Regions from separate parts of the Homo sapiens genome. Here region 1 is linked to region 2. Evidence: chromatin contacts called from ENCODE Hi-C or POLR2A ChIA-PET data. All regions are on one chromosome and are shown on one strand. The core of a region is the stretch at or near the end of the contact, and the rest is flanking DNA. Distances in the headings are between cores, read along the strand shown.

The links. A loop is a pair of places that touch in the nucleus more often than their neighbours do. ChIA-PET counts read pairs that join two places held with the same protein, here RNA polymerase II (POLR2A). Pooled maps may share reads with other maps.
Region 1: a loop to region 2 is called in a pooled map, with 6 times the contacts of the local background. The contact joins the enhancer-like site here to the promoter of ZNF341 in region 2. A Hi-C loop is called at or near these places in 2 of 50 pooled maps. POLR2A ChIA-PET finds 5 or more read pairs at or near these places in 2 of 52 experiments (Caco-2 and HepG2).

What each region holds. Positions count from the first base shown.
Region 1 is chr20:34,335,040-34,340,627 of GRCh38, forward strand. No RefSeq gene overlaps it. Among named protein-coding and RNA genes, the nearest start is that of ITCH, 25 kb to the right of the region's middle. RefSeq lists enhancers at 3,221-3,330, 3,381-3,430. Within about 2 kb of position 3,357, at least 6 of the 41 ENCODE cell types and tissues checked have a DNase peak (open chromatin) inside an H3K27ac peak, as active enhancers do.
Region 2 is chr20:33,729,212-33,735,389 of GRCh38, forward strand. It overlaps ZNF341 (zinc finger protein 341), which reads left to right and starts at 2,785. Exons shown (of 15, transcript NM_001282933.2): 1 at 2,785-2,841. The coding sequence starts at 2,811. LOC124904890 (a long non-coding RNA gene) reads right to left here and starts at 2,772. Exons shown (of 2, transcript XR_007067569.1): 1 at 2,435-2,772. RefSeq lists enhancers at 2,356-2,415, 2,426-2,485, 4,154-4,857, 4,816-4,895 and a silencer at 2,596-3,305.

The sequences.
Region 1 (5,588 bases), core at 2,107-4,606, 610 kb after region 2:
AGGCTGAACAGCCTGGCTGGGTCTGGCCTGGGTCCAGAAGAGTGCCCCTTGCACCTGAGGGGTCCGCTCCCCTTCAGCAAAGGACAGATGAAGCCAGGGAAAGTGGAGAAAGAACTCCCTGGGCTTTCTCCGTGAACAGCTCTCTACGTAGAATCCCAGAATCACCCAGCCAGAGGACCTCAGTGTCCATGGAATCAAACTGCTCCATTGTACAGATGGGAAAACAAAGGCCCCAAAGGGGGCTGGAGCTTGCCTAAGGTCCTTCAGTAAGTCAGTGGCAAAGCTGGAGCCACAGTCAGGTTCCCTTTAATTCAGCATGTCTACCATTAAGTGCAAGTCTGTGCGATCTTTTGCTGTTTTTTGTTGTTTGTTTGTTTCTGTCTTTTAAAAATGCCCAAATTGGCTGGGCGCAGTGGCTCACGCCTATAATCCCAGCACTTTGGGAGGCCAAGGTGGGTGGATCATTTGAGGTCAGGAGTTTGAGACCAGGCTGGCCAACATAGTGAAACCCTGTCTCTACTAAAAATACAAAAATTAGCCAGCGTGGTGGTACATGCCTATAATCCCAGCTACTCGGGAGGCTGAGGCAGGAGAATCGCTTGAACCTGGGAGGCAGAGGTTGCAGTGAGCTAAGATCACGCCACTGCGCTCCAGCCTGCGTGACAGAGAGAGACTCCTACTCAAAAAAAAAAAAGAAAGAAAATGTCAAATTATGTTGCTTGTACAAAATGTCTGTCTGACACATCAGATAGTGTCTGACTCACCTGCCCATTGGAATGAGAAGCTCAGGATCTCAAGCATGAATGCCTCCAGGATAGAGGAGACCTGTGGGTACATGCCTGCCCCTACTCCTTCAAACTAATATTTACTGTGACATAGTAACTTCCTGGCTTCAAAGCTCACCTCTAACGCTTCCCATGTATGTGACCTTGGGCAAATTACTTATCATCGTGGTAGTGGCCTCCAAGATGGCCCTCAATGATTCTCTCTTCCTACATAACCACCAGGCTACTGCAGAAACAGGTGTGACTTCTGAGGCCAGGTCAGAAAAGACAATGCAAGGCTGGGCACAGTGTCTCATGCCTGTAATCCTAGCACTTTGGGAGGCTAAGGTGGGAGGATCACTGGAGTCCAGGAGATTGAGATCAGCCCAGGCAACATAGCCATAAAACGAGACCTCACCTCTACTAAAAAGAGAAAAGAAAATTAGCACCTGTGGTCTCAACCTACTTGGGAGGCTGAGGTGAGAGAATCGCCTGAGCCCAGGAAGTCAAGGTTGCAGTGAGCTGAGATGACACCACTGCATTCCAGCCTGGGCAATAGAGCAAGAACCTGTCTCAAAAAATAAAAACAGCCAGGCGCAGTGGCTCATGCCTGCAATCCCAGCACTTTGGGAGGCCAAGGCAGGCAGATCACGAGGTCAGGAGTTCGAGACCACCCTGACCAACATGGTGAAACCCCGTCTCTATTAAAAATACAAAAATTAACCGGGGGTGGTGGCACGTGCCTGTAACCCCAGCTACTCAGGAGGCTGAGGCAGGAGAATTGCTTGAACTTGGGAGGCAGAGATTGTAGTGAGCCAAGATCGCACCATTGCACTCCAGCCTGGGCAACAGAGCGAGACTCCGTCTCAAAAACAAAACCAAACAAAAAAACAAAGAGACTGCAGCTTCCATCTTGCTCTCTTGGATCACTTGCCCTAAGGGAACTTAGCTGCTATGTTATAAGCACACTCAATGTTATATGCTATGTTATAAGCACAGCCCAATGCAGGGACACACACAGCAAGAAGTAACTGAGACTGCTTGCCAACAGCCAACTGCTTTGCCAGCCGTGTGCACGGGCCCGCTTGAAACTGTATCCTCCAACCCCAGTCCAGCTTCCAGATGACTGCAGCCCTGGTCAACATCTTGAAACTTATGAGATGTTTCTGGTGAGAATCACTCAACTAATCAGCTCCTGAATTCCTTGCCTATAGAAAATACCTGAGGTAATAAATGTTTATTGCTGTTTTAAGCTTTGTAGTTTTGGGGTAATTCCTGACACAGCCACAGACAATGAATACAATCACACTTTGCCTCCTTTTCCTTAAAATGAGGATGATGGGAGGACTTGCTTTATATAATCATGAGGATTCCATATGATACATGAAAAGAATCTGGCTAAGCTGGGTGCAGTGGCTCACGCCTGTAATCCCAACACTTTGGTAGCCCAAGGTAGGTGGATCGCTTCAGCCCAGGAGTTTGAGACCAGCCTGGGCAACACAGTGAAACCCCGTCTCTACAAAAAATACAAAAATTAGCTGGGCATGGTGATGTGCGCCTATAGTCCCAGCTACTCGGGAGGCTGAGGTGGGAGGATCGCTTGAGCCTGGGAAGTTGAGGCTACAGTGAGCTGTGATTGTACCACTGCACTCCAGCCTAGGCCACAGAACAAGACCCTGTCTCAAAAAATAAATAAACCAATAAATAAAAATAAGAAGAGTCTGGCTCATAGCAAATGCACAGCAGATAGGAACCAATATTGCTGTATTATTATATGGTCTCCACTAATCAAGAGGAGAGGTTGAGAGCTATATGAGGAAGGGCCAAAAGGAAAGATGAAGTAGCAACCCCCAGTCTCTTCATTTTCCTGGCAATTCAGCTCTGACTACATTTTCATAGAACCTCCTAAGACAGAAGCCCCATGGGGAAACTTGATCTCCCTAGAAGGCAGTGTAGGGACTATTTATCACTCTGCAAGCATTCCCCTTCGGGTGCTCAGTCTTCATCATCCCCACCACTAGAACTTATCAACTAATTTCTTGCTTATCTACTAGGAGTCCCCAGTCAACAGAATTGACTCCATCTCAGCACTTTCCAGGGACATTCCCAACCTCTGGAAGCTATCCAACAAAGGCTTCCTTTGCTCCTTAATTTATCTCTGAGAAGCAGGTTTAAATTTTAGCTCTGCTGGGTTGGGCACAGTGGCTCACACCTGTAATCCCAGTGCTTTGGGGAGGATGAGGCAGGCAGATCACTTGAGGTCAGGAGTTCAAGACCAGCCTGGCCAACATGGGGAAACCCCGTCTCTACCAAAAATTAGCTGGTCCTGTGATACACTAGCCTGTAGTCCCAGTTACTCAGGAGGCTGAGGTTAGAGGATCACGTGACCCCGGGAGGTGGAGATTGCAGTGAGCTGTGATGGCGCCGCTGTTCCCTAGCATGGGTAACAGAGTGAGACCCTATCTCAAAAAAAAAGACCTAAACAAAAATTTTAGCTCTGCTACCGATTTGTCCTTTGTCAAGTTACTCAACCCCTTGAGCCTCATCTCCTCGTCTGCCAAGCAGAAATAGCGAATATTTGCTTCCGGGTTGTTGGGGGAAGAAAATGAAGCAAGACAGCAAGGTATGAATGCTTTATTGGATGGAAATAATAAATTGTCAATGCCTCCGGACTCTCAGGTGCTGCTCAACGCCCTGCCCTGCCCCAGGAAGCTTCTCCCCACAGCGGAAGCCACTTAGCTCTCACATGCAGGCTCTGCCCTGTGCTGGGCTTGACACCAACTTTGGTGGTTTTTGTTTTTGTTTTCAAGATGGAGACTCGCTCTGTTGCACAGGCTGAAGTGCAGTGGTGTGATCTTGGCTCACTGCAACCGCCACCTCCCGGGTTCAAGCAATTCTTCTGCCTCAGCCTCCTGAGTAGCTGGGATTACAGGCGCCCGCCACCATGCCTGGCTAATTTTTGTATTTTTAGTAGAGACAGGGTTTTACCATTTTGGCCAAGCTGGTCTTGAACTCCTGACCTCAAGTGATCCACCCACCTCAGCCTCCCAAACTGCTGAGATTACAGGCATGAACCACCAGGCCAGGCCTCTGTTTTTTTTGTTTGTTTGTTTGTTTTGGTTTTTTTTTTTGAGACAAAGTCTCCCTCTATCACCCAGGCTGTATGTAGTGCAGTGGCACGATCACAGCTCACTGTAACCTCCACCTCCCAGGTTCAAGCGATTCTCGTGCCTCAGCATACTGAGTAGCTGGGAATACAGGCTTGCGCCACCGCATCCTGCTAATTTTTGTATTTTTTGTAGAGACGGGGTTTTGCCACGTTGGCCAGGCTGGTCTCGAACTTCTGATCTCAGGTGATCCACCCGCCTTGACCTCCCAAAGTGCTGGGATTACAGGCATGAGCCACCACTCCTGGCAGCTTTGTTTTTTAATCAGGGAACTTTTTTTTTTTTTTTTTTTGAGACAGAGTTTTGCTCTTGTTGCCCAGGCTGGAGTGCAATGGTGGGATCTTAGCTCACCGCAGCCTCCGCCTCCCAGGTTCAAGCAATTCTCCTGCCTCAGCCTCCGGAGTAGCTGGGATTACAGGCATGTGCCACCATGCCCGGCTAATTTTGTATTTTTAGTAGAGATGGGGTTTCTCCATGTTGGTCAGACTAGTCTCGAACTCCCGACTTCAGGTGATCCGCCCGCCTTGGCCTCCCAAAGTGCTGGGATTACAGGCGTGAGCCACAGCACCTGGCTTAATCAGGGAACTTTAACCAGATTTTATCTCTTTCATCAGGGGTTCAGCAGTAACTAGCATATGTGCCTGACTGAATGCCTCCTTCTTATGACCAAGGCCAGCTTAAGATAAATTATTTTTATTCCTATTTATTTATTTATTATTTATTATTATTACTTTTTGAGATAGAATCTCACTCTGTCGCCCAGGCTGGAGTGCAATGGCGCGATCTCGGCTCACTGCAACCTCCGCCTCCAGAGTTCGCGCCATTCTCCTGCCTCAGCCTCCAGAGTAGCTGAGACTACAGGCGCCCGCCACCACGCCCGGCTAATTTTTAGTAGAGACGGGGTTTCACCGTGTTAGCCAGGCTGGTCTCGATCTCCTGACCTCATGATCTGCCCACCTCAGCCTCCCAAAGTGCTGGGATTACAGGCGTGAGCCACCGCGCCCGGCCTATTTATTTATTTTTGAGAAGTGGTCTTACTCTGTCACCTAGGCTGGAGTGCAGTAGCGTGATCATGGCTCACTGCAACCTCGACCTCCTGGGCTTGAGTGATCCACACCACTGCACTCCACCCTGGGCTACAGAGCGAGACTCCGTTTCAAAGAAAAAAAAAAAAGGAAGAAAGAACTCAGGGTTGGCAGAACAAGCTGTAGTGTCTCTGCCTTGCATCCTGGCATCTCCTCTGGCCTGACTCCCCAGGGTGATTTTAGGAGTTGTTCCTACCTATGCATAGCTCCCAATACTATGGCTTTGCCCCTCATGGAGATTCTGTGAGCCACCCAACATCCTGTAATAACTCTTTCCTGTTTAAACTGAAGTGAGTTGGTTTGTTTTGTTTGCAACTAAGAATCTTGATTGACACACTGCATAACAACTCTATCAGTATGTGTACCATTTGTATTATTTTGAAATAATTTTTTATTTAATTAGTTTTTTAAAGTAATGACAGTCACTTGTGAAGCCACCATCCCAAAATAAAATGTAGAACCTTAACAATAACCTACATCTGACTATATACCTCCCTCCCCACCCAACCTCTTTCCCAACCCTAGTAACCATCCTCCTGAACCTTATGCTCATCATTCCCTGTTGCACATTA
Region 2 (6,178 bases), core at 1,535-4,034:
TTAATATTTAATCATCCTAGATATCTGATCAGGTTCCTCATCTGTCACCATCTCCTAGGTGATGTTGATTACCCTAGCCCATCTTCAGCAAGAATCCTGTTAGGTCGGTTTAGCCAGAATTCCCCTTACCTCCGATGTTTCCTCTTGGTAATTTTCTATCAACTGACCTCCCTACCCCCAGCCCCCATGATGTTCCTCGGCTATAAATTCCCACTTGCCTATGCTGTATTCAGAGTTGAGCCCAGTCTCTCTCCCCCACTGCAAGGCCCCTTTGTAGTGGTACCTATCGCAGTAGTTCTGAATAAAGCCTTCCTTATTGTGTTTGTGTTTTAGCAAAGATCATTGAACAATTTTTTTTCTTTTTTTTTTTTTTTTTTTGAGACAGGGTCTCATTCTGTCACCCGGGCTGGCATGCAGTGACATGATCATGGCTCACTGCAGCTTTGACTTCTCTGGCTCAAGAAATCCTCTCACCTCAGCATCCCTACCTAGTAGCTGGGATTATAGGTATGTGCCACATACCTGGCTAATATTTTTAAAAATCATTTGTGGAGATGCTGGTCTGACTATGTTACCTGGGCTGGTCTCCAATTTCTGGGCTCAAGCAATCCTCCCGCCACCTCAGCCTCCCAAAGTGCTGGGATTACAGAGGAGCCACCACACCCAGGTAAATAATTTTTTCTTTTTCTTTTTTTTTTTAAATTTGAGATGGAGTTTTGCTTTTGTTGTCCAGGCTGGAGTGCAGTGGCGTGATCTCGGCTCACCGCAACCTTCGCCTCCCGGGTTCAAGCAATTATCCTGCCTCAGCCTCCCGAGTAGCTGGGATTATAGGCATGTGCCACCATGGCCACCTAATTTTATTTATTTATTGTTTTTAAGTAGAGACGGGGTTTCTCCATGTTGGTCAGGCTGGTCTCAAACTCCCGACTTCAGGTGATCTGCCCACCTTGGCCTCCCAAAGTGCTGGGATTACAGGCGTGAGCCACTGTGCCCGGCCTAATTTTTTCTTTAACAATAGCCCCTTCCTTAGTTTCCCCCTCCCCTCTATGCACTCCCTAAACTCTTGCTTGTTTCCCAAGGGTACTTTGAAACCACTATCACACATTGATTATTGAGAAAGGGTCTCACTCTGTTGCCTAGGCTTGAGTGCAGTGGTGAGATCATAGCCCACTGCAGCCTCTACTTCCTAGGCTTAAGCAATTCTCCTGCCTCAGCCTCCTGAGTAGCTGGTACTCAAGTGCAAACCACCATGCCCAGCTACTTTTGTTGTTGTTGTTGAGACGGGGTCTCACTATGTTGCTCAGACAGGTCTCAAACTCCTGGATACAAATGATCCTCCAGCCTCAGCCTCCCAAAGTGCTGGGATTACAGGTGTGAACCACTGTGGCCGGCATACACATTGTAATTAAATAACCTTTAAGATTTAATGTCGGTCTTTTTTTTTTTTTTTGAGACAGAGTCTTGCTCTGTCGCTAGGCTGGAGTCTGTGGCACGATCTCGGCTCACTGCAACCTCTGACTCCCTGGTTCAAGCAATTCTCCTGCCTCAGCCTCCCAAGTAACTGGGATTACAGGCACGTGCCACCATGCCCAGATAATTTTTATATTTTTAGTAGAGACGGGGTTTCACTAGGTTGGCCAGGATGGTCTCGAACTCCTGACCTCGTGATCCGCCTGCCTCGGCCTCCCAAAGTGCTGGGATTACAGGCATGAGCCGCCGCGCCTGGCCTAATGTCGGTCTTTCTTCCCACCTCTAACTCCATGGGAAAGGACCACCATGTCTCTAGAGCTATTACGGGACTTGGTGCATAGCAGGCCGTTAATAAGCAGTTGATGGAGGATGAATGAAGATGAGAGGGGTCTGTGTGTGTAGGGGAAGTCCCAGTGAGGAGCACCTCTCATTCTGTGAGACCTGGATAGGACCCCTCGGAGGCTGGGCTAGGAGTGGCTGGGGTGGGTGTTGGGGGTTTATGTGACAGAAATGGGGTCCCAACAAGCAGGGATGGAGGGTGAAGAGATGGAGTTACTTAAGAGATAATGGGATCCCCAGCACGGAGACCCACGCCTGTAATCCCAGTGCTTTGGGAGGCCGAGACGTGAGGATCGCTGGAGGCCAGAAGTTGACACCAGCCTGGACAAAATAGTGAGACCCTGATCTCTACAAAAAAATAAAAATAAAAATTAGTAGGACATGGTGGCGTGTGCCGGTAGTCCCCGCTACTCTGGAGGCTGAGGCGGGCTCCCAACAGGCAGAGTTGAGCAGGGTAGTAGGGGCGGGAAGTCTCTAATAGGGGATGAGGGATGGGAATCTATGTTGTACAGCCTGGAGATCCCTGTGACAGTTGGGTGGTCTGGGTGAGATGGGATAGGGGTCATGGTTTGTTGCAGAGTCGGGGTATACTGTGCTCAGCGGAAATGGGGTCCGTGCAGCAGACCTGGAGGACTCACGTGCTGTGGGAATGGGGGATTCTGTGTCAGAGCTGGGGGGTCGGGTCCGGTGAGATGGGGATGCGGATTTAGATAATAGGGATGGGAAGTTCCGCGTGTGCGGCGGATATAAGGTCGGTGTAGACTTGGTCGTTCAAGTGAGGCGGGGTCCACACTCGGTGGCCCGGTGACTGGGTTATCGAGTGGAGCCAGGGCAGCCCAGAGATGCTGGGGTCCCGCGAGCCTAGGTTGGGTTTCCAGGGCTGGGGGCTCGGCGGCGGCTCCTGGGCGCCCCCTGGCGGCCCCGACTCAACCGCCACGGCTCCCACAATGCTCGCGTAGCCGGGCTTCGGTTCCTGTGGCGGCGACGGCGGCGGCTCCAAGATGGCGCAGGCGATCTTTGAGGCCCTGGAGGGTGAGCGGCGGCGGGGCCGGCGGAGGCGGCTGTTCCGCGCTGCGCCCCCTCCCGCCGCGCCCTCGCAGCGCCCGGCCTAGGGCGCGCAGCGGCCGCGGGGCGGAGGGCGCCGGGGCTGGAACAGCCGCGGGGCGGGAGGGGCGCGGGCGGGAACAGCGCGGGAGCCGAGGCCCGGCGGGGGAGCTCCGGGGCCGGAACAGCCGGGGAGAGCCAGGCCGGCGGGGAGGGGGCTCGGGTCCGGAACAGCGCCAGCCTGGGCGGCCTTGGGCGGGCGCGGGAGGGGCTCCCTGCAGGGAACTGCGCGGGAGGCGACGGCGGGGCGGTCTGGAACAGCCGCGGCCAGGGAGGCGGCTTGGCGGCGCGCGGGGCCCGGGACGGGGGTGCGGTCGCAGCTGCGGGCAGGAGGGCCTCGGCGGCCTGACCACGAAGAACTTCTGCGGAGCGGACTGTATGCCTCGTGCTAGGACGTAGTCTCAAAATCAGACCACAGCAGCAGAGGCGCCACCTGTGTGCACAGCCTGGACTCAGAGCTTAGGGACCCAAGCCAGCAAACACCTGGCGCCTGCAGTGCGCACCGTGGCCGGTGCAGTTTTACAAATTAAACTGACACCGTGGGTGCTGGCGCGGTGTGCCCGGCCGGGACGCGGTGTTCCCAGACCCAGGCCAGCAAACGCTGGGTGCCGACAGACTGTTCCGTGCTCTGCAAGAACCTGGGATGGGGTTGGTGCTCAGGCTCAAAACTGTGGGCTTTGGAGACAGCAAACACTGAGCACCTCCATGTGTGCATCTGCTGGGCGTCGGGGAGGAAGGGCAGCCTTAGCGACTCGGGGCCATGGCGCAGAATAGATATTGTGGGAAATACAGACCAAGAATGGTCTTGGAGGAGTGGGATGAGATGAGTATACAGATAGGGTGCAAACTCGAAGTACTGGACTGGCGGGATGAAGCTGAAGCTTTGAGTCCTGCAGCTTCCTAGGAGATCTCAGCCACTCCCTGCACTTTTTAATTTTTTGAGACGGAGTCTCACTCTGTCGCCCAGGCTGGAGTGCAGTGGCGCGATCTCGGCTCACTGCAACCTCCCCCTCCCAGGTTTGAGCGATTCTCGTGCCTCCGCCTCCTGAGTAGCTGGGACTATAGGCGTGCACCACCACACCCGGCTAATTTCCTTTTTTTTTTTTTTTTTTGAGACAGAGTCTTGCTCTGTTGCCCAGGCTGGAGTGCAGTGGAGCGATCTCGGCTCACTGCAACCTCCGCTTCCCGGGGTTCACGCCATTCTTCTGCTTCTTCTGCCTCAGCCTCGAGAGCAGCTGAGACTACAGGCATCCGCCACCACGCCCGGCTAATTTTTTTTTTTTTTTGTATTTTAAGTAGAGACGGGGTTTCACCGTGTTAGCGAGCATGGACTCGATCTCGTGACCTCGTGATCCGCCCGCCTTGGCCTCCCAAAGTGCTGGGATTACAGGCGTGAGCCACCGCGCCCGGCCATTTTTTTGTATTTTTAATAGAGACGGAGTTTCACCATGTTGGCCAGATTGGTCTTGAACTCCTGGCCTCAAGTGATCTGCCCGCCTCAGCCTCCCAAAGTGCTGGGATTACAGGCGTGAGCGACTGCTCCAGGACTCCCTTCACTTCTTGAAGGATCACAATTCGCACCAGGAAATGGGGGGCGGGGTAGCCCTGTCTCCATCTAGTGGGGTTCCGATTCAAAGACTGACTGAGACAGACACTCCCTGTAGTTTCTGCCCTGCAGTCTGGTAGAGGAGAGAAATTATAAAACAAGCAATTATAGAAATTATAGAATTATGGAAAAGGTCATGTAGAATAAGATGACCTCAGCTGGCCATTCCTACTGTGAATAACATAAGCAGGAGGTGGTGGATCAGGAAGGCCGAGGTCAGTGGTAGTTCCCTCCCAGAGGCCAATAGAATGGGGTGAGGCTTACTTTCTCTTTAGGCTGTTTGGACTTCCTCATTGTTTGAATATTTACTGCAAGAATGTGTTTGTGTATTGAGTAATGAAGACAGTTAAAGAGAAATCAGTTCCTAGGACAGTGGGATGCATGTTGGGTGAAGAAAGGGCAGCAGGACTGTGGAGATCTAGGGGAGGAGGGCAGGAGAATGGCCCAGGCAGCAGGAACTGCATTTTCAAAGCCCTGGGGAGAAAGGTCTCCTGGGATTCACAGAAGCTGGGTGTGGGTGAACTGCTAGAGATGGGGTTTGATGGAGCAGCTAAACTTTATCTTGGGATCAGTGTGGAGCTAACAAAAGGTTTTCAGCAGGGGAGCAGCACAATGTGATGTATGTTTTATAAAGTTCACCCTAGCTGCTCTGGAACAGACTGGAGGGGGCCAGAGTGGCAGTGGGGGGTCGGGGTGGAGGCTGCTGAGGTTGTACAGCAGAGAACTGGGCTGGTAAACAACTGTGGGGATGGAAAGACAGTTTATTTGAGATGTATTGGGGAGACAGAATAGGCTAGACTTGCAGAAGAACCAGAAATGGGGAGTGGGGAGGGGGAGCAGTGGGTTGAGGGAAGACCCAAGTGGTGCCGCCCCAGAGGGTGCCCTGGTGCCCTGTTCTCCTTGATGAGGATTACTGGAAGAACAAACTTTGGGGTGGAGGATGACATTTAATTCAAGTTCAGTTTTACACAGGCTGCCTTTTTTTTGTTTTTGAGACAGCATCTCACACTGTCTCCCAGGCTGAAGTGCAGTGGTGCAATCTTGGCTCAATGCAGCCTCCACCTCCTGGGTTCAAGTGATTCTTGTACCTCAGCCTCCCGAGTAGCTGAGACTACAGGCACATGCCACCACGTCTGGCTAATTTTTGTATTTTTAATAGAGAAGGGGGTTTCACCATGTTGGCCAGGCTGGTCTCAAACTCCTGACCTCAAGTGATCCACCCATCTCTGCCTCCCAAAGTGCTGGGATTACAGGCATGAGCCACTGAGCCTGGCCCAGGCTGCCTTTTTAATTTAATTTAACTTAATTTTTTATTTTTTTGTGACACTCTCACTCTGTCACCCAAGCTGGACTGGGGTGGTGCGATCTTGGCTCACTGCAACCTCTGCCTCCCAGGTTCAAGCGATTCTCCTGCCTCAGCCTCTTGAGTAGCTGGGATTACAGGCGCTTACCACCACGCCTGACTAATTTTGTATTTTTTAGTAGAGACGGGGTTTCACCATGTTGGCCAGGCTAGTCTCGAACTCTTGACCTCAAGTGATCTGCCCGCCTTGGCCTCCAAAGTGATGGGATTGCAGGCGTGAGGCACTGTGTCCAGCCAGCCTTTTTTATTTTTATTTGTAGAGACAGGATCTCACTCTGTCTCCAAAGCTGGAGTGC